Linked DNA regions of Homo sapiens: region 1 is linked to region 2. The links are chromatin loops, found by intact Hi-C in ENCODE. Cell type or tissue: transverse colon. All regions are shown on one strand. Each heading gives the region's core, and the rest is flanking DNA. Links, peaks and the distances in the headings are about the cores only. Region 1 holds the start of RCOR2 (REST corepressor 2). Region 2 overlaps MARK2 (microtubule affinity regulating kinase 2).

Region 1 (8,899 bases), core at 900-8,899, 73 kb before region 2:
AAGTGCATCTCAAAAATAAAAATAAAAGGTCCAGAGGTTCAGTGACTTCAAGTGAGGTTGGTTGGGTGACTTTTTCTCCTCCACCTCCGGGTTCAGGTGATTCTCATGCCTCAGACTCCCATCTTTTTTTTTTTTTTGAGACAGGGTCTCACCCTGTCGCCCAGGCTGGAGTGCAGTGGCACACTCATGGCTTCTGGGTTCAAGCGATCCTCCCACCTCAGCCTCCCTAGTAGCTGGGACCACAGGCACGTGCCACCACACCTGGCTAATTTTTTTTTTTTTGTAGAGGCAGGGGTCTTGTCATGTTGCCCAAGGTGGTCACGAACTCCTAGTTTCAAGCGATTCACCCACCTCTGCCTCCCAAAGTTCTTGGATTACAGTGTGAGCCACTGCACCTGGCCTTGGGTGGCTTTTTCCATCTCCTCGTGGTATTCTCCATAGTGTTGGCTTTCCCCGAAGATCAAAGATGGCAGCCAACACTCCTGTGCTCAGCTTCCTGGTCTTTTGTCTTACATTTACAACATGCTGATTGGACCAGCTTTGGTTTCTAGTTCATTTCTGAAGCATTCATGGTATCCAGGGCCTTGGGAAAGGCTGGCATTGGCATGGGATCAACGCCATAGCACCACATGGATCCCCAAACAAAAAAGGGGAATGGGGATGGATGTCAGGGGACCAGATTTTGAAGGAGATAAGTCATGCTAAGGAGCTTGATCTTAATCCAAGGATAATGAGAAGCAGAGGATTGACTTGATCAGATTGGGTTTTAGAAAGATCACCCTGGAGGCTGGGCGCAGTGGCTCACACCTGTAATCCCAGCAGTTTGGGAGGCTGAGGCAGGTGGATCGCCTGAGGTCAGGAGTTTGGGACCAGCCTGGCCAACACGGTGAAACCCCGGCTGTACTAAAAATACAAAAAAATTAGCTGGGCGTGGTGGCAGGCACCTGTAATCCCAGCTACTCGGGAGGCTGAGGCAGGAGAATCGCTTGAACCCAGGAGGTGGAGGTTGCAGTGAGCCAAGATCGCGCCATTGCACTCCAGCCTGGGCAACAAGAGCGAAACTCCATCTCAAAAAAAAAAAATCACCTTGGCTGGGCATGGTAGCATGTGCCTGTAATCACGGTGACTCAGGAGGCTGAGACAGGAGGGCAGCTTCAGTCCAGGAGTCCAAGACCAGCATGGGCCTTATAGGGAGACTGTATCTCAAAAAATAAAAAAGAAAGATCACCCTGGCTGTCGAATAAAGAACAGATTAGAGGAAGTCAAGAGAGGAGGCAGAGAGTCCAGTGGGGGGACTCTTTCAGGAATAGGATGAAGGCCAGGAGGGGCAGTGGGAGAAGGGACTTCACAAGAGTTGGAGACTGATAGATCAGGAAGTAAAGGAGAGGGAAGAGTGGAGGGCCACTCCCAGGTTTCTACTTTGGATCCCAATGGGGAGAGACATAAAGGGTCTGTAATCCCAGAAATTTGGGAAGCCTAGGTAGGCAGATCACTTCAGGTCAGGATTACGAGACCAGCCTGGCCAGCATGGTGAAACCCCGTCTCTACTAAAAATACAAAAAAATTGTCAGGTATGGTGGTGCATGCCTGTAATCCCAGCTACTCAGGAGACTGAGGCAGGAGAATTGCTTTAACCTGGGAGGTGGAGATTGCAGTGAGCCAAGATCATGCCACCAGACTCCAGCCTGGGCAACAGAGTGAGACTCCTTCTCAAAAAATAAAATAAAATAGACCGGGCATGGTGGCTCACGCCTGTTATCCCAGGACTTTGGGAGGCTGAGGTGGGCACATCACCAGAGGTTGGGAGTTTGAGACCAGCCTGACTAACATGGAGAAACCCTGTCTCTACTAAAAATACAAAATTAGCCGGGCGTGGTAGCACATGCCTGTAATTCCAGCTACTCGGGAGGCTGAGGCAGGAGAATCGCTTGAACCCAGGAGGCGGAGGTTGTGGTGAGCCAAGATCGTGCCATTGCACTCCAGCCTGGGCAACAAGAGTGAAACTCCGCCTCAATGAATAAATAAAATAAAAGGAAGAGGGATAGGGAAGGGGCAGGCTGGGCACATGGTGGTGAAGATTGGTGAAGATTCAGAGATGGTTTTGGACAGGCCTGGGGGACAGCAAGTGATGCTGAGTCCAGAAGGCAATTGGTAGGATATAGGGTTCACAGCCTGGGGTCAGGGGTCTGGGCTGGGGAAGGAGGGGGCTATCCACAGCCCACGGTTTGATATATCTCAGCCAGGGGAATTGAGGGAGTGGATGGAGCCCAAAGGACCCACATAAAGGGTTTGAAGTCCAGCCAGGAAGGGAGCCAGGGAGGAGCTCACATCCTGGAGCTAGAGGTGGCCCTGTCTGTCCAGTCCTGCCCAGAGATGAAGTGAGAACATACCCGCTAAATGTCCTTTGGGTTTAGAGATAACAAAGTCACTGGTGACCTTGGAGGAACGGTTTCTGTGGAGTAGTGGAGTTGGGGAGTGAGTGGGAGGTGAGGACAGGGATGGAGGGGTGTGAACATCTCTTTAAGAAGCACTTTTTTTTTTTAAGGCAGCAATACTGCTAGCTGAAAGGGGCAACTAAGGTGAACATGGGATGAAGGGAGGGTTGGGAGTGGGGTACGGGAGGTGCAGGGGTGTGTGTGTGTTTAGGATGAATGGACTTAAGCAGGTTCATGTGATGAGGGGGGAAGACAAACATGAGTAAGGAGAGGAAAATGAAAATCAAGGTGCTCAGGATTGGGGTGTGTGTGTGTGGTGGGGCTGGCACTGAGGGTGATGCAAAGCCTGGGAGTGAGGTTGGCCTTGAAGGGGGAAGGTCCATCTATGCTACAGGGAGGGGAAGGAGCAGACAAAGGCCATGAAGGGGTTCCTCCCAGATGGCCTCACTTCCCTCTGGAAGTGGGAGGCAAGGTCCTATGCTAAGAGCCATATGGTGGCTGGAGTGGTGGAGGGGGACTGTGGGGAGAGCAGGAAGGGTACTCACTGCTCAGCCAGAAGTCCTGGATGTGCCCTGGCAGAGCAGAGCACCCAGCAGCCCTGAGGGAAGGGCTGGGCATGGGGCATGCAGATGGGTGAGCCAGGCCAGGGTTTGCAGGGTGGGTGGAGCATCCTGGGCCACCAGGTGAGGCTCAGAGAATGGTGAGCCACCTGTTTGGCTGGATCATACATGGGCTAGAAACCCCTTGAGTACTGGGCTGTGAGACCTTTTCCTGGAAGGCAATAGGGAACCGTGGAAGGCTGAGAAGGAATGGGATATAATCGAAGCTATATTTAAAAATTTGTATTCAGTGGCCTGGCGCAGTGGCTCACACTTGTAATCCCAACACTTTGGGAGCCAAGGCAGGTGAATTGCTTGAGATCAGGAGTTCCAGACCCGCCTGGCCAAAATGGCAAAACCCCGTCTCTACCAAAAACACAAAAATGAGCCAGGCGTGGTGGCGCATGTCTGTAATCCCCACTACTCGGGAGGCTGAGGCAAAAGAATCGCTTAAACCTGGGAGGCAGAGGTTACAGTGAGCCGAGCTCATACCACTACATTTCAGCCTGGGCAACAGAGCAAGAGTTGGTCTAGAAAAAAAATATTTGTATTATGTGTGTATAGTGTATAATTAGAGTGATTAGAGAGGTCAGACTGAAGGCTGAAGTTCCAGATACCTATCTGGAACTGCTGACATGTCTAAAGGGAGTATCTTAGTCCATTTTGTGTTGCTGTAACAGAATACCTGAGACTGGGTAGTTTACAAACAAAAAAGTTTATTTGGCTCACAGTTTGGGAGGCTGGGAAGTCCAAGAGCATGGTGCTGGAATCTGGTGAGGACCTTCTTGCTGCATCCTCACATGGCAGCAGGAACTCACATGCAGGGTGGGATTAGGGGGCCAAACTCATCTTTTATCTAGAACCCACTCCCTCAATAACTAACCCACTCTTGAGATAATGGCATTAATCCATTCCTGAGGGCACTGCCTCATGCCCAAAGGTCCCACCTCTCAACACTGTTGTAGTAGGGATTAAGTTTCCAACACATGGACTTTGTGGGAAATGTTCAACCCATAGTTGAGAAGATGTGAAGTGTCCAATGTCATGGAGCAGCTTCTTGCTCCAGAGGTCAGACCCAGGAGCTCAAGGTGGGGCTGGCCCGAACTGGTCCACTGGGCATGGGCTGCCTCATGGAGCAGTGAGCCATGGGCAGAGGGGGCCCTGCTGGGGGTGCTCAAGAGGGGAGCACGGCTTCAGATGAAAGCCAGCATTGATGTTGTTACTCCATTCCATGTGAGATGTCCTTGGATCTTCCTAACAGTCAATGAGGTCAGGATCATCTTGCCCTTTTAGAGATGAAGGACTGAGGCTCAGAGAAGCCAAGTAATTCACCTAAGGCCACGTAGCTAGCAAGAAGCGGAGCCAGGACTCAACCTAAGTCTGAGCTCCTGCCACTTCTCTAGGGACCTCTGGTCCACCTGACTGCACTGGAGGGTGATGGGTGGTTCTGGGGCAGGCCTTGCTGGGGGTGGATTTAAGGCTCAATGACTCCAATGGCCCAGGGGGACCATGATCCAGGCACTTCCCCAGGAACATGGCGCCAGGCTCAGCCTCTCTGGGAGGACATTTGTTCCCAGACTGAGGTGGGACCCCCTTGGTCCATGCGGTCACCGCCAGAGGGCGCAGCTGTTGTCCAGGTGAGGGCAAGGGGAGGCCCCCCACCCCCAATCCCAGTTTCCGGAGAAACCAAGCAGGCTCCCCCTCATGGAGTCTGGGAGCTCCTGTCACCTCTCATCTCAACCCGAGGTCTTGCTGACCCTTCCCCAGGGATGTCAGATTTGCTCAGGGAATCAGATTTCCCCCACGTGGGTGTCTGAAGCCTGGAGTCTCCTTGCTGACCCCGCGCCTGGTCTGCTGCATCCTCCCCCAAGGGCCACTCCCAGATGTGCCTGTCTTGCCTCCCTCTGCCGCCTCCTTGCACGGCCACCGTGCCGGGGTGGTGCCAAGCGCCAGATTGCCACCTCTGTCACCTCTTTCAGCTTCTTCACAACCCTGGGTGGGGGGTGAGGTGGGGTGGGGGAAGGAGTGCCGGCTAGGCCAGGGGGTTCACTGACAGGGCCCAGAAAAGGGGAGGGCAGCACCCTGGGCCACACAGCCTGCCCAGGGCCCCAGTGGGCGGCAGGGGAGGGAGGAACCGAATTCCTGTCTGGGCAGGACTGAGAGGGTGGGGGCCCCAGAGGGAGCTGCCATGGTCCTTCCACTCTAGCCCACCTCCTCCATTTCCCCAGGGTCACCTCCCGCCAGGCCCCCAGTCGATGGAAGCACCTCCCCCCAGCCCCCTAATTGCTCAGCCAGGTTTTGGCTCGGATCCCACCACACTCCCTCCCCAACCCCGGGGCCCTCCCGCTGCCTCTCTCCCTCCCCAAGTTTAGCCCCTTGGCTGTGGCCACTGATGGCCTGGCCAGGGTCCCAGGCAACACACCACAGCGGCCAGGCTCGCTGGGCCGGAGCTCGGGACAGTCCCAGTCTGTCTGGCAGGGCTGGCGGGCTTGGGATTGGCTGGAGCTGCCCCCGCCTGCGGGAGGAGGGAGCGGCAAGGGGAGGCCGGATGGCTTGCCCAAGGTCACCCTCCTTTTCCCTCCCAGCATCCCTGTTCAACCTTTGTCCCCTCGGCCTCACCTTGAGGAAGGAGGAAGCAAGAAACCCAGCAGGCAGAGCGCAGAGAAGCCCGGTGAAGGCAAAGGGCTTCCGACACTTATTCATTCAGCAAACACTGAGTGCCTACTGTATGCCAGGCCCCGAAAGCACAGCAGCAAACAGAGCCCCTGCCCTCATGGGGACACAGCCCAGCCAGAGACAGGCAAGGAAACCACCACAGGCATCATATAGACTTGTGTCTCTGAGCTGTGTGTGTGGCAAGGGCGCTGAGTGGGACTCGGCCTGGCTAGGGCCGGCTTCCCTGGGGACTGGAGGGGTGAGGAGCCTTTTCTGGCCCAGGCAAGGGATGCAGCTTCTGGCGGAGGCCTGTGTAGGGGCTGTGCAAGACCTCAGTTTCCTCATCTGGCACACCGTAGGAAATAAATGTGCCCTGATCACACTTGCTTCCAGGCGGCCTGCGTCCTGGCCTGCAGCCCTCGAAAAGAAGGCGCTGTCGCTTCCAGTGGAAGGGTGAGCCCGAGCTCATCGGCGAAAATGGCGGGGAGGGCATTCCCGGGAGCCCTCCGGCTCGCGCCAAGCTCGGAGGTAGCTCGGGTAGGTGAGGGCCCCGGGTTCTCGGCCGCGCTGCCCAGCTTCCTTGGCCCCTTCCGCTGCCTCAGGCTGCAGGAGAGGAGGGGCTGGTCCCCGGGCTGCCTCTCCTTCCCTCCCCTCCCACACCCCCATGTTCCTGGCCACGTGGCACCTCTGTGCCCCAGGCCTGGGGGAGGACGATTTCTGACCTGGGGACAAGTGGAGCCAGGGAAAGGTGGGTGGGATCTGGGATAACCGCGGAGCCCGGATCCGGTGGCGCAGCCCCGCCCCGCAGCCCCGGGGCGGCAGGGAGGGGGTGCTGTCTCTTTAAGAGCCTTCATGCTGCTGGGAGCAGATGGCCAGGCCGGCCGGGGCCCCTTGTCCTTTGTGTGGCTTCGCACAAAAGAGGGGGCCAGCTGGGGAGGGGGCGGCTGTAGCAGGTGGGAGGGGTGGGGCCTTGCCCCTCCCCCTTCTAACCCTGCACCCTTGCCCCTCCATGAGGGGGTTCTTCACTAGGAATGCGCCTTCCCTCTGGACCCCGTGGCCCCCACAGTCGCCCCCAAACTCCTAGGACACACTTCCTGTGTCGTGGCCCACCTCCTAGGCAGAAGCCTCATTGCATCAGGGCCTAGGGACTCTCCCAACCCCCGCCCCAAGGAATAAACCTCCCCTCCCTGTCCCCACCTCCAGAGCAGAGTCTTCCTTTGGCCCAGAGTGCCTGGCTCTAGATAGAAATGAAGAGAATGAGGTTCTTAGGAGGCGGGGAAGAGGGATGCTGGGCCGGAGGGAATCCAGTGGCTGGGGATCCCTGCTAGAGAGACTGGGGGTACCTGGGGCAGCCCTGGAGTAGGGAGGCAAGAAATAAGCAGGATGCTGAGCCTGGGGGTGCAGGTTTGAGTCTGGGAAGGAGGCAAGGGGGATGGGGGACTCAACTGAGGCCCTGCCTAATAGGGGGCGGGGGCAAGATGGAAGACAGCACCGTAGGAGAGGCTGGTGTGCAGCAATGGTTGCCTGCCAGGCAGGAGGGGACAGAAATGAGAGTCTCTCCAAAGGGTGGAGGTGCTGGGGACAGGGATGGCGCCCTGCCACTTAGGAGGGGTCGGCCTGGGAAGACTCTCAGTCTTGAATCAGACCTCCTTAGCTCAGACCAGCCCCTGGTCCATTCATTCTCCTTTGTCCAGACCTCCCCACCCTGGGGCTTGGTGCCCAATCCATGATTTAAGAGGAGGATAAAGGCCCCGTAGCCCTGGCCCGAGGTGTGGCGGGCAACGTGGCCGCTGGCTGGGTGGCCCCATGTGGCTCGACGGCGCAGCAGCCGGGTGGGGTCGAGCCTGGCTTTCCCTGGCTGTCCGCAGGAGTCCCCGGGAACAAGCGGCCCCAGCCGGGTCGTGGCCCGACCGCAACACCCCGGCCACTCGGCCGCAGGCAGCGGGTGGGGGCAGGGATCCCTGGCTGGGCCCTAGGCTGCTTCTAAATTTAGGAATCTGATTACAGAGTGGACCAGGAAGGGAAGGGAGAGGAGGGCGCGAGTGCGGGCTCGGCTCAGTCTGGGCACAGCGGGGTGTGCCTGGGTGGAGGTGTGTCCAGGAGACTGGGGCTCCGGGTGGGAGGGGCGGCGGGCGGGGGCTTCAGCTTGTGTGCGCTGCAGCACGTGCCCCGGGCGGCGGGGACGGGCACGGGCGCAGCTCGCAGGCTCGGAGCCGCCGCCGGTGTGTGCGCTGGCTCTTTGTGTGCCTGGCAGGGTGGCTGGGTCTGGCTTTGAAAGTCTCTGCCCACCCCCTCCCCCATCTCCGTCTGTGCCGCTCTACCCGCTTCCCTGTCTGTCACTCTGCCCGTGCTTGTCCGGGGGGAGGGGGATGCTGCTTCCAGCTGGGGTGACAGTGAACCCAGTGGGGAGGAGACCCAGCTCCTCTCTCCCCTGCAGCCCAGACCTTCCCCTACACCTCCCACTCCCCATCCCTCAGCCCTTGCTACCACTGTTTAGGGGTGCATACTGCAGCAGTTAAAGGGAATTGGGGCGACCCTTGGGGACCCACAGATCCACCAGAAGCCAGCCTCTGGCTGGGTAGCTCTTGGAGGAATTCATTCCTTGCCTGTCCAGCCTCCCATCCGTTCTGGCCCCCAAGGGCGCATAAGGGGGGTCCCCCCTGCGGAAGGGGGGGCGGGGAGTTCCTTGGCAGGAAGGGAAATGGAAGGAAAAGCTGGGCTCCACCCGGGCGGGCGGGCAGGCGGCCCCAGGGCCCCCGGGGCAGGCGGCAGTAACCCGAGCCCACTGGTGTGTGGTGTTGGTGTGCGCGTGGGTGGGGCTGACCCCTGGCTACTCCTGGGGGGCAGTGGGGTCTCCCCCAGGGGCAAGTCTGGGAGCCCAGGGACGCGAGGGGAGCCCCCGCAGCGGGACGCGCGCCCCACCAGGGTCCTGATCCCACCCCCTGGAGGTCTGGCCCCGGCCCCCTGGCCCCGCCCCCCGGGCCCTCCCTCCCACCCCAGGGCCAGATGTTCAGCTGGCGGAGGCATCGGCTGGGGGAGGGGTGCTGAGGCCGCAGCCGGCACTACTTCCCTGCCAGCAGCTTCATTGTGTGCGCGAGGAGCGAGCGGCGGCGGAGAGCGGGCGAGCAAGCGGCATCCCGAGCGCGGCGGGGAGAGCGAGCGCGCCGGGGAGGGTGCGAGGCGGCACCCGCGGCTGCGCTCCGCCCGCCT
Region 2 (8,971 bases), core at 636-8,635:
GATTTCAAAATAAGGATTTATTAGACAGTAATGAAGTGTACAAAAAGATGATAGCAGTTATAACTGAAGAAACCTAGTAAGAGCACAGAAGTACTAAGAACAAACTGAGTCCATCAATGAAAACTTCCATATTTTTACCTTAAAGTACTACCTTAAAAATTATAGAAAACACAAGAATACAGAATTACACATTTCATTAGCCAGAAGAATGTGATGTTACCACACATCATTTAGCCTCTGGAAAATGCCACTGTATACTGGTGAGGGAATGAGAGTGAAAAAGCAACACTGTGTTAACGTTACTATGAACAGAATTTTGACTTCGTGCATCACCTGAAAGAGTCTGAGGGTCTCTAGATCACAATTAGAACCAAATTCAATATTACAGTGTCCAAAATTCTCAAGTATCTCTCCAGATCTCTCCCAAGACAGGGTCTATACTTATGGCATTCCTGATGGGTTAGAGGCAACAGCCTAGAATCAGCTTAAACCCTGTCACCAGGGAAACCAGAATGCTGTCCCTAATAAGTTGCCAAGCCTGGCTTTACTGAGAGAGGTGGCTCCAGAAACAAGAAAAAAAAAAAAAGTTTTCTAAAGCAGTGAATCCTTAAATGTACAGAAATCAGAGGAATGAGAGAACAAAAGGACCAGGTGGTCTGGGATTCTATACCTGAAGGAGATCTCAGACGGAGATCAAAATTCATATCCTGAGCCATGCCATAAACAGGGCACAGAAACAGGTTAGGGAGAGTGGAACAAGGAAATGAAAAACCTAAGATGGACGGGAATGAGGACATGATAATGAAGAAAGGGAGTTCAAAGAAACCAAACAGAAAAAAAGAAAGTGAAACAAGTCAGCAGAGGGGTTCAAAAGGAAGAGGAAAATACAATGAAAGAAATAGCCCCTGATGAGTTATTTTTAAAAAAATTTTTTAGAGATGAGCTCTCACCATGTTGCCCAGGCTGGCCTCAAGCAATCCTCCAGCCTCAAGTGACCCTCCTGCCTCAGCCTCCACTATGCCTGGCATCTCCATGAGTTCTGAGGGGACACTGTTACCTTCCCCCAGCCACAGCTTCAATGTGAAAAAACTAAGCAACTTACCTGCTGCTCTGAGAAGGCATGCAGGCTCCAGAAATGACAAGAGATGAAGATAAACAAGCAACCAACAGAGACCAAAATCTGAGCTCAAGATTCAAAGTCCGCAAATTCCCAGGAGCAGAAATGCCTGTGTCCCTTTGGGTCTCTGAAACGCAGATAACAAGAACCTGCCCTTGAAGGCCACTCTATGAGGGAAAAAGGAACCTACAATCATGGGCTGCTGAGTTCCCACGTGGTCTTTAAGAAAAACTGGGCACGTTCTCCTGTGGCCAAAGGGTCAATACCGTACTTGAAGAAAGGAACATGGCTGAGTGTGTAATCCCAGCACTTGGGGAGGCCAATGCGGGAGGATCACTTGAGGCCAAATATTCAAGACCAGCCTGGGCAACACAGTGAGAACTCATGAGAACAAAAAGAAAGGAAGAAAGAAAAGACGAGAAAAGAAAAAAGAAAGGAACATGATGGTATGAATCCCTGCTCTTGGTGCTGCAGAGAACCACCCTAGGGCTTCCCCTTTGACACACAGATCTCAACTCTCAAAAAACTCAAGCTCTGGTGACTTTGGATTTGGCCTTCTAGCCACGGATGAGGCTGCACATCCACCGCCATCATTTGCAACCCAGAAATATAGGCAGGCAGTGGGTGGTGTTTTTTTTTCTTTAATCAAGAAAACTATCTAATATTGATGCCTTATAAAAAATGAGCTAAAAGTGTTCTCAGAAGTACATGAATCTCTCCAGTAGCATTCCATTTTTTTTCAGATAGGTGATTGGTAAAAAAGCAAACTAGGGCGGGTGCAGTGGCTCACGCCTGTAATCCCAGCACTTTGGGAGGCCGAGGTGGGCAGATCATGAGGTCAGGAGTTCAAGACCAGCCTGGTCAACATGGTGAAACCCCATCTCTACTAAAAATCCAAAAAAAAAAAAAAAAAAAAAAAAATTAGCCAGGTATGGTGGCAGGTGCCTGTAATCCCAGCTACTTGGGAGGCTGAGGCAGGAGAATCGCTTGAACCTGGGAGGTGGAGGTCACAGTGAGCCAAGATGGTGCTACTGCACTCCAGCCTGGGTAACAAGAGCAAGACTCCATCTCAAAAAAACAAACAAACAAACAAAAAAACAGAAATGTTAGAAAAAGCACCTATAGGACCCCAGTGGCTTGAAGATGCCAGAACAAGATTTTTTCAACTGATTACAGAGAAATCCCAAACATCACCCCTTATACTGACCTAGAGTTGTGTGGTGCTCAGATAAAATTCACTGTGTTGTTCAACTGGAACAATAATGACAATGATCATTCTGCTGTGCCAGGCGCTATTCTAAATGCTTTCTATTCATTAACTCTTTTAATACTCATAACAGCTATACCTATAAGATGGGTACTATTCTTCTCCCATTTTACAGATGAGCAAACAGACACAGAGGGAACCTAAGATCACAGGAGAGGATGATCCAGGATTCCAATACAGGAAATCTAGCCGCAAAACCTGCTCTTATTGTTTGTTTGAGACAAAGTCTTGCTTTGTTGCCCAGGCTGGAGTGCAGTGGCATGATCTCTGTTCACTGCAACCTCCACCTCCCAGATTCAAGTGATTCTTGTGCCTCAGCCTTCCGAGTAGCTGGGACTATAGGTGTACAACACCACACCGGGCTAATTTTTGTATTTCCAGTTGAGATAGGGTTTTACCATGTTGGTCAGGCTGGTCTCGAACTCCTGACCTCAGGTGATCCGCCTGCCTTGGCCTCCCAAAGTGCTGGGATTACAGGCATGAGCCACCGCGCCCGGCCCACCAAACCTGCTCTTAACCATAGTGGAACCACTTATTGGAAGTCAAAAAGTGTTCAAAAAGTTTGGACTCTCCTCTCAGCTGTGCCATAAGCTCAACATAATCAGTACACTACGTGAGATGGAGCTGGCCTAAGGAGCCCCACTTCCTGTGACTGGAGAACCAGTAATTCAAACTTTCATGAGCAAAAAGACAAAGCAACAATCTCCGAGTGGCTTCAATACTACTTGCAAAGATAGCCAATGACAGTCTTCTGTGGCGGAGAAGTAGGGAGTGATGGGGTGAGTGAAAAGTCCAGAAGGTTGAGGGGGCCAGGTGTGACCTGTAGTCCCAGTACTCTGGAAGCTAAGGTGGGAGAATCACTTGAGCCTAGGAGCTATTTGAGGCCGCAGTGGGCTATGATCACACCACTGCATACTAGCCTGGGTGACAGGGTGAGACCCTGTCTCTTAAAAACACCAACAAGGTCAGGCGCGGTGGCTCACGCCTGCAATCTCAGCACTTTGGGAAGCCGAGGCGGGCGGATCACGAGGTCAGGAGATCGAGACCATCCTGGCCAACATGGTGAAATCCCATCTCTACTAAAAATACAAAAATTAGCCAGGTGTTACAGCCGGGCACGGTGGCTCACGCCTGTAATCCCAGCACTTTGGGAGGCCGAGGTGGGTGGATCATGAGGTCAGGAGATTGAGACCATCCTGGCTAACATGGTGAAACCTCATCTCTACTTTAAAAAAAAAAAAAGTACAAAAAATTAGCTGGGCATGGTGGTGGGCGCCTGAAGTCCCAGCTACTCGGGAGGCTGAGGCAGGAGAATGGTGTGAACCCGGGAGGCAGAGCTTGCAGTGAGCTGAGATCGCGCCACTGCACTCCAGCCTGGGCGACAGAGCGAGACCCTGTCTCAAAAAAAAAAAAAAAAAAATTAGCCGGGTGTGCTGGCACATGCCTGTAGTACCAGCTACTTGGGAGGCTAAGGCAGAATTGCTTGAACCTGGGAAGCGGAGGTTGCAGTGAGCTGAGATTGTGCCACTGTACTCCAGCCTGGGCAACAGAGCAAGACTCCGTCTCAAAAAAACAAAAAGACACAACAAAAAGAAGGTGGAGAAAAAAGGCAGCCGCACATGGGATATCAGAAACCAAAGCAAAACTCATACTGAAATGGTAATCAGAAGCAATGAGTAGCTCACTGTAGTATCAACAGGGGCAACCAGCCCCCAAGGACAAGGTCTAGGCTGGAGCTCTGTCAGCAGGTAGTTACACTCACTAATTACTAAACGTTCATATTTTGGCATTTCCTGCTTAGCTGGGAGACTGGGAAATAATCCTACCTGGCTGGCCTTGCTCCCTGAGAAAGACTTCCTAGTGCTATTGCAGGAAGTGTCAGCACACATGGTGACCGGAAGCTCCCACCTTTCCTACAGGTTGTTTCCTATGGCTGAAGTCCCTGTAAGCTGCCAAAGAGCAAAAACTATTTTTTCTCTCTTTTCTTTCCCAGCAGGCCTGGACAGACAGTCCCATTGCGTGGACGAAAAAAGGCCTGGGATGTCACTGAATTTAGCAGCCAGATCATAGCAGTAAGGAGTCCTGATCCCCTCCCAGACCCATAAATGAGGAGCCAAAGGCAGACCCAGTCCCTTCCTCCTGGCTAGGCTGAGGGTCTTTCACCAAGTTGTGAATTGGGAAGGGAGTCCAAAAAAGGAGTTAATGTCTTAGAGCTTTCAGTGAAAGGTGTATAAAGCAAAGCTGCCTTCAGGTTCAGCATAGGGTGGAGAGAAAGCCTCCTCCCTGGAGTGAAGGACCAGCTCAGAGACCCATTCAGTGTTTGGGGAGAAGGGGGTTGTTGACAGATAGTTGTCTTCCAAACTTTCGCCTCAACGAACACAGCCCCAAAGGAGGCAGACCTTTGTATTGCCAACTTCCCAAAGAGCACACAAGAAAATAGGCCAAGGCTGCCCAAAACCAGCTTGACTGGTTCTACAGAGAAGCCCCTGGTCTGCTCCGCCTTCCTCATGTTAAAAAGAAAAAGGCCAAAAAGGTGGCTGGGAGCCAGTCACTGAACACAGCCCTCCTCTCTTTCTGCCAGGCACCAGTTGTCCCTCAGGATCACCTAGCCACCAGTATCAGTGTCCATCTCCCCTCCTCTCCTACCAAATCTTCTGTTCATTTAGTTTTATAAGCCTAAAATTAATGATTTGGTGTAAAAAGGAAATGAATTTACTTTTGCCCTTTTTGCCATTTTCTAATGAGAAATGTAAGGAATAACTGCAAGTAGGGGGAAATAAGTGCCAACCCAAAGACAGACATCTGCGGAAAGAACCACCACAGGGACTGACAAACCTTATTTATCTTGAGATGGGGTCTCACTCTGTTGCCCAGGCTGGAATGCAGTGGCATGATCACAGCTCACTGCAGCCTCAACTTCCCAGGCTCAAGTGATCCTCACATCTCAGCCTTCTGAGTAGGTGGGATACACGCATGTGCTACCACACCCAGGTAACTTTTTAAAAATTTTTTTGGGCTGGGCGCGGTGGCTCCCGCCTGTAATCCCAGCACTTTGGGAGGCCGAGGTGGGTGGATCACGAGGTCAGAAGATCGAGACCATCCTGGCTAACAAGGTGAAACCCCGTCTCTACTGAAAATACAAAAAAATTAGCCGGGTGTGGTGGCGGGCACCTGTAGTCCCAGCTACTCGGGAGGCTGAGGCAGGAGAATGGCGTGAATCCGGGAGGCGGACCTTGCAGTGAGCCGAGATCGTGCCACTGCACTCCAGCCTGGGCGACAGGGCAAGACAACGTCTCAAAAAAAAAAAAAAAATTTTTTTTGGCCAGGCGGGGTGACTCATGCCTATAATCCTAGCACTTTGGGAGGCTGAGGCAGATCACGAGGTCATGAGTTCAAGGCCAGCCTGACCAACATGGTGAAACCCCATCTCTACTAAAAATACAAAAATTAGCGGGGTACAGTGGCGTACACCTGTAATCTCAGCTATTCAAGAGGCTGAGACAGGAGAATCACTTGAATCCGGGAGGCGGAGGTTGCAGTGAGCTGAGATCGCACCACTGCACTCCAGCCTGGGCAACAGAGCAAGACTCCGTCTCAAAAAAAAAATTTTTTTTTTGTAGAAATGAGGTCTCACTATGTTGCTCAGGCTGGTCTTGAACTCCTGGGCTCAAGTGATCCTCCTGCCGTGGCCTCCCGAAGTGCTGGGATTACAGATATGAGCCACCACACCTAGCTTGAGAAACTTGAAACATTCCAGACAAAAACAGATATGAAGATAAAGGGATCTAGCCTATTTATACTTATCAGAGGAGGAGATGTCTAGAGGGCAAGAGGAGGAACTGGGATGCCTCCTCCTCTGAGACACAACTGGAAATCAAGAGGCCAGATTCTCTCTGGGTGCTGTTTAGAATCAGCTGTACTATCTCAGTCTAAAAGATAAGCAATGATGCCGGGCGCGGTGGCTCACTCCTGTAATCCCAGTACTTTGAGAGGCCACGGCAGGCGGATCACTTGAGTCCAGGAGTTCAAGACCAGCCTGGCCAACATGGTGAAACCCTATCTCTACTAAAAATACAAAAAGTGGCCAGGCATGGAGGTGCGCACCTGTAATCCTGGTTATTTGGAAGACTGAGGCATGAGAATCGCTTGAACCCAGTAGGTGGAGGTTGCAGTGAGCTGAGATCCTGCCACTGCACTCCAGCCTGGGTGACCAGAGCAAGACTGTCTCAAAAAAAAAGACGAGCAATGACCTTCAATGGCCTATAACAAAAAGGAAGGGGGCGGGTGGCAGTAACATTCTGCTCAGGAGTTAGCACTTTCAGGGTTAACCTGGGGATAGCCTGGCTCTCCAGCAGTGGGAAGAGGGTGACTTCCTCCCCCACAGGTTTGTAAAGGCTTACTCTTCCCTTTGCAGAGACAGAAGGGAGAAAATGCATAGACAACACTTCAGTGACTCACTCATGTTTGATGAAAGCTGGGAGGAGGCCTGGAGAATCCAAGCTACAAGCACAAAACGTACAAATACTGGAATCTCCCATCAAGAGAAGGAAATTTAGCCACCTATCTGGTTTGTCATTTTGCTGAACTTCCACTGAAGGAGGAAGGGCCAGCTTTAAACTCCACCCACCCTTTCCACATCCTTCTCAATTTTTGCTTTGATGGGAAAGTGGGGAAACTGGCGGCCCCACCATGGCTAAAAGAGAATCAAATCCTTTCTATACTTCCTCTCAAAGCAGAGGCCTAGTAGCTCCAGTCCACAGCTTAACCAAGCAGAGGGAATAGGGGCTTGTCCTGGTTACTGTAGGAAAGCCTCATCAGGCAGTCTCAGGGAAGGAAGATGACCACCCTCCTCACCCTTTCCATCTGCTGAGGTTACTTCATTCCAATCCATTAATGGGCTTCAAAGTGCTGCTGGGGGGAGTCCATTTAGCAGAGAAGCTATCACGGGGCCAAAGGTGGCGCCCACCCCCTACCCCATTTGTCGATAATGGGCCACAAAGTCTGAGGCTTGGCTGCACTCTAGACATAAAATATTCATTCAAGTCGACATAATACATAAGTAGGAACCTCATGGAAGCTCCTGGGAGAAGAGAAATGCCAGCCAGGTGGCTAAGTGCTCAATGGGAAAGAGTTCATGAAGGCCTGGGTTAGTCCTGATCAAATGCCCACTGAGAATTGGGTTGTTCTGTCCAAAGGGGAAACAATCTAGTCTGAGAAGTTCTGACTCCCAAAAGCTCGAACCCTGCAAACCTCTTAGGCAAGCAAAGTCTCAATCTTTTCCTACCTCATAGGCACCAACTCTGCTTAGGACATTTATGCTGAGAAAAATCTCCAGCCCAAACTTTGGTTGGTCTGAAAGATTAAGTTATCCTTGTGCAAACTTTATTTTAATCTGCAGCAGGCCGAGTTTCAACAACTGTCTTATATCCATCTGTTTAGCTACTTTCCGAAGTCCATAAATTGGAGAAAAGTAATTTTTTTTTTCTGAGATAGTGTCTTGCTCTGTCACCCAGGCTGAAGTGCAGTGGCACAAACACAGCTCAATGCAGTCTCGACCTCCCCAGCTCAAGCCATCCTCCTGCCTCAGCCTTCTGTGTAGCTGCAACCACAGGCATGTGCCACCATGCCCAGCTAAATTTAAAAAAATTTTTTTGTAGAGATGGAGTCTCACTTTATTGATCAGGCTGGTCTTGAACTCCTGGCCTCAAGCAATCCTCCTGCCTTGGCTTCCCAAAGTGCTAGGACTACAGGCATGAGCCATGGTGCCTGACCAGAGAGAAATTATTCTAATTTACTAGGTACAGTTACTTTTCAGATTCAAAGGTTACGAACTCCAAGGACTCCCAAAGCCCTTGCTCTAACAACACTTCCTTCCTGATCTCTAGGGCCAAGCCGAAAGTGACACTATTTGGTCTGACATTCACCCACATTCCTGACCAGAAGGCAGCACCACCAAGGACCCCCTGGCCAGAATCAAAGGACAGAGTGAGAATTAGCACCAGGGCACACTGCTGCACAGCTCAGAGTGTGGACTGAGATGCTAGCTAGCCGATCCAATCTACCTAAGTTACACCAAAAGCAAAAAAAAAATATTTATCCAGCAGATCACCTGAGGTCAGGAGATCGAGACCAGCTTGGCCAATATGGCAAAACCCCGTCTCTACTAAAAATACAAAAATTAGCCAGCATGGTGGTGGGCGCCTGTAGTCCCAGCTACTCCCAGGAGGCTGAGGCAGGAGAATCGCTTGACCCGGGAGGCGGAGGTTGCAGTGAGCCGAGATCGCATCGCTACACTCCAGCCTGGGCGACAGAGCAAGACTCTGTGTCAAAAAAAAAAAGAGTTTTATATATATATATATTTTTATCCAGAATCAACAATGGGGGTCCAGTGAGAGTGTTTGGAGTAGTTCAGCTGTTCCTTATAGGATCTTGTAACTTTGTTTTCTTCACCAGTACTTCTAAACTCCCCTTCCTAGAACTGAGAGAATAAACAATGCCGCTCACTGCCTAGAAGCCTGACAGCAGCCCCCTCCCTTCCCACTGCAGCAGAAGTGGGGCAAGTTTTCTCTCAATCCCTCTCTCATAGT

Evidence for each region. A loop is a pair of places that touch in the nucleus more often than their neighbours do. Peaks named below come from ENCODE experiments on the same cell type or tissue, not always from the same donor. Only the 100,000 strongest peaks of a DNase experiment are listed, where the experiment ranks them.
Region 1: a loop joins it to region 2, with 3 times the contacts of the local background. A loop is called at or near these places in 32 of 110 quality-filtered maps.

Annotation. Positions count from the first base shown.
Region 1 is chr11:63,917,039-63,925,937 of GRCh38, reverse strand. RCOR2 (REST corepressor 2) reads left to right here and starts at 8,774. Exons shown (of 12, transcript NM_173587.4): 1 at 8,774-8,899. RefSeq lists enhancers at 4,399-5,059, 5,060-5,722 and silencers at 7,896-7,945, 8,623-8,682, 8,823-8,899. In transverse colon, for the core only: no CTCF peak of the experiment used is centred there; DNase peaks (open chromatin) are centred at 5,607, 7,737, 7,962, 8,757 and 1 weaker place; H3K4me3 peaks cover 2,599 bases; H3K27ac peaks cover 3,786 bases.
Region 2 is chr11:63,843,383-63,852,353 of GRCh38, reverse strand. All of the region lies in intron 1 of MARK2 (microtubule affinity regulating kinase 2), which reads right to left. Among named protein-coding and RNA genes, the nearest start is that of MARK2, 8.8 kb to the right of the region's middle. In transverse colon, for the core only: no CTCF peak of the experiment used is centred there; a DNase peak (open chromatin) is centred at 4,853; H3K27ac peaks cover 2,109 bases.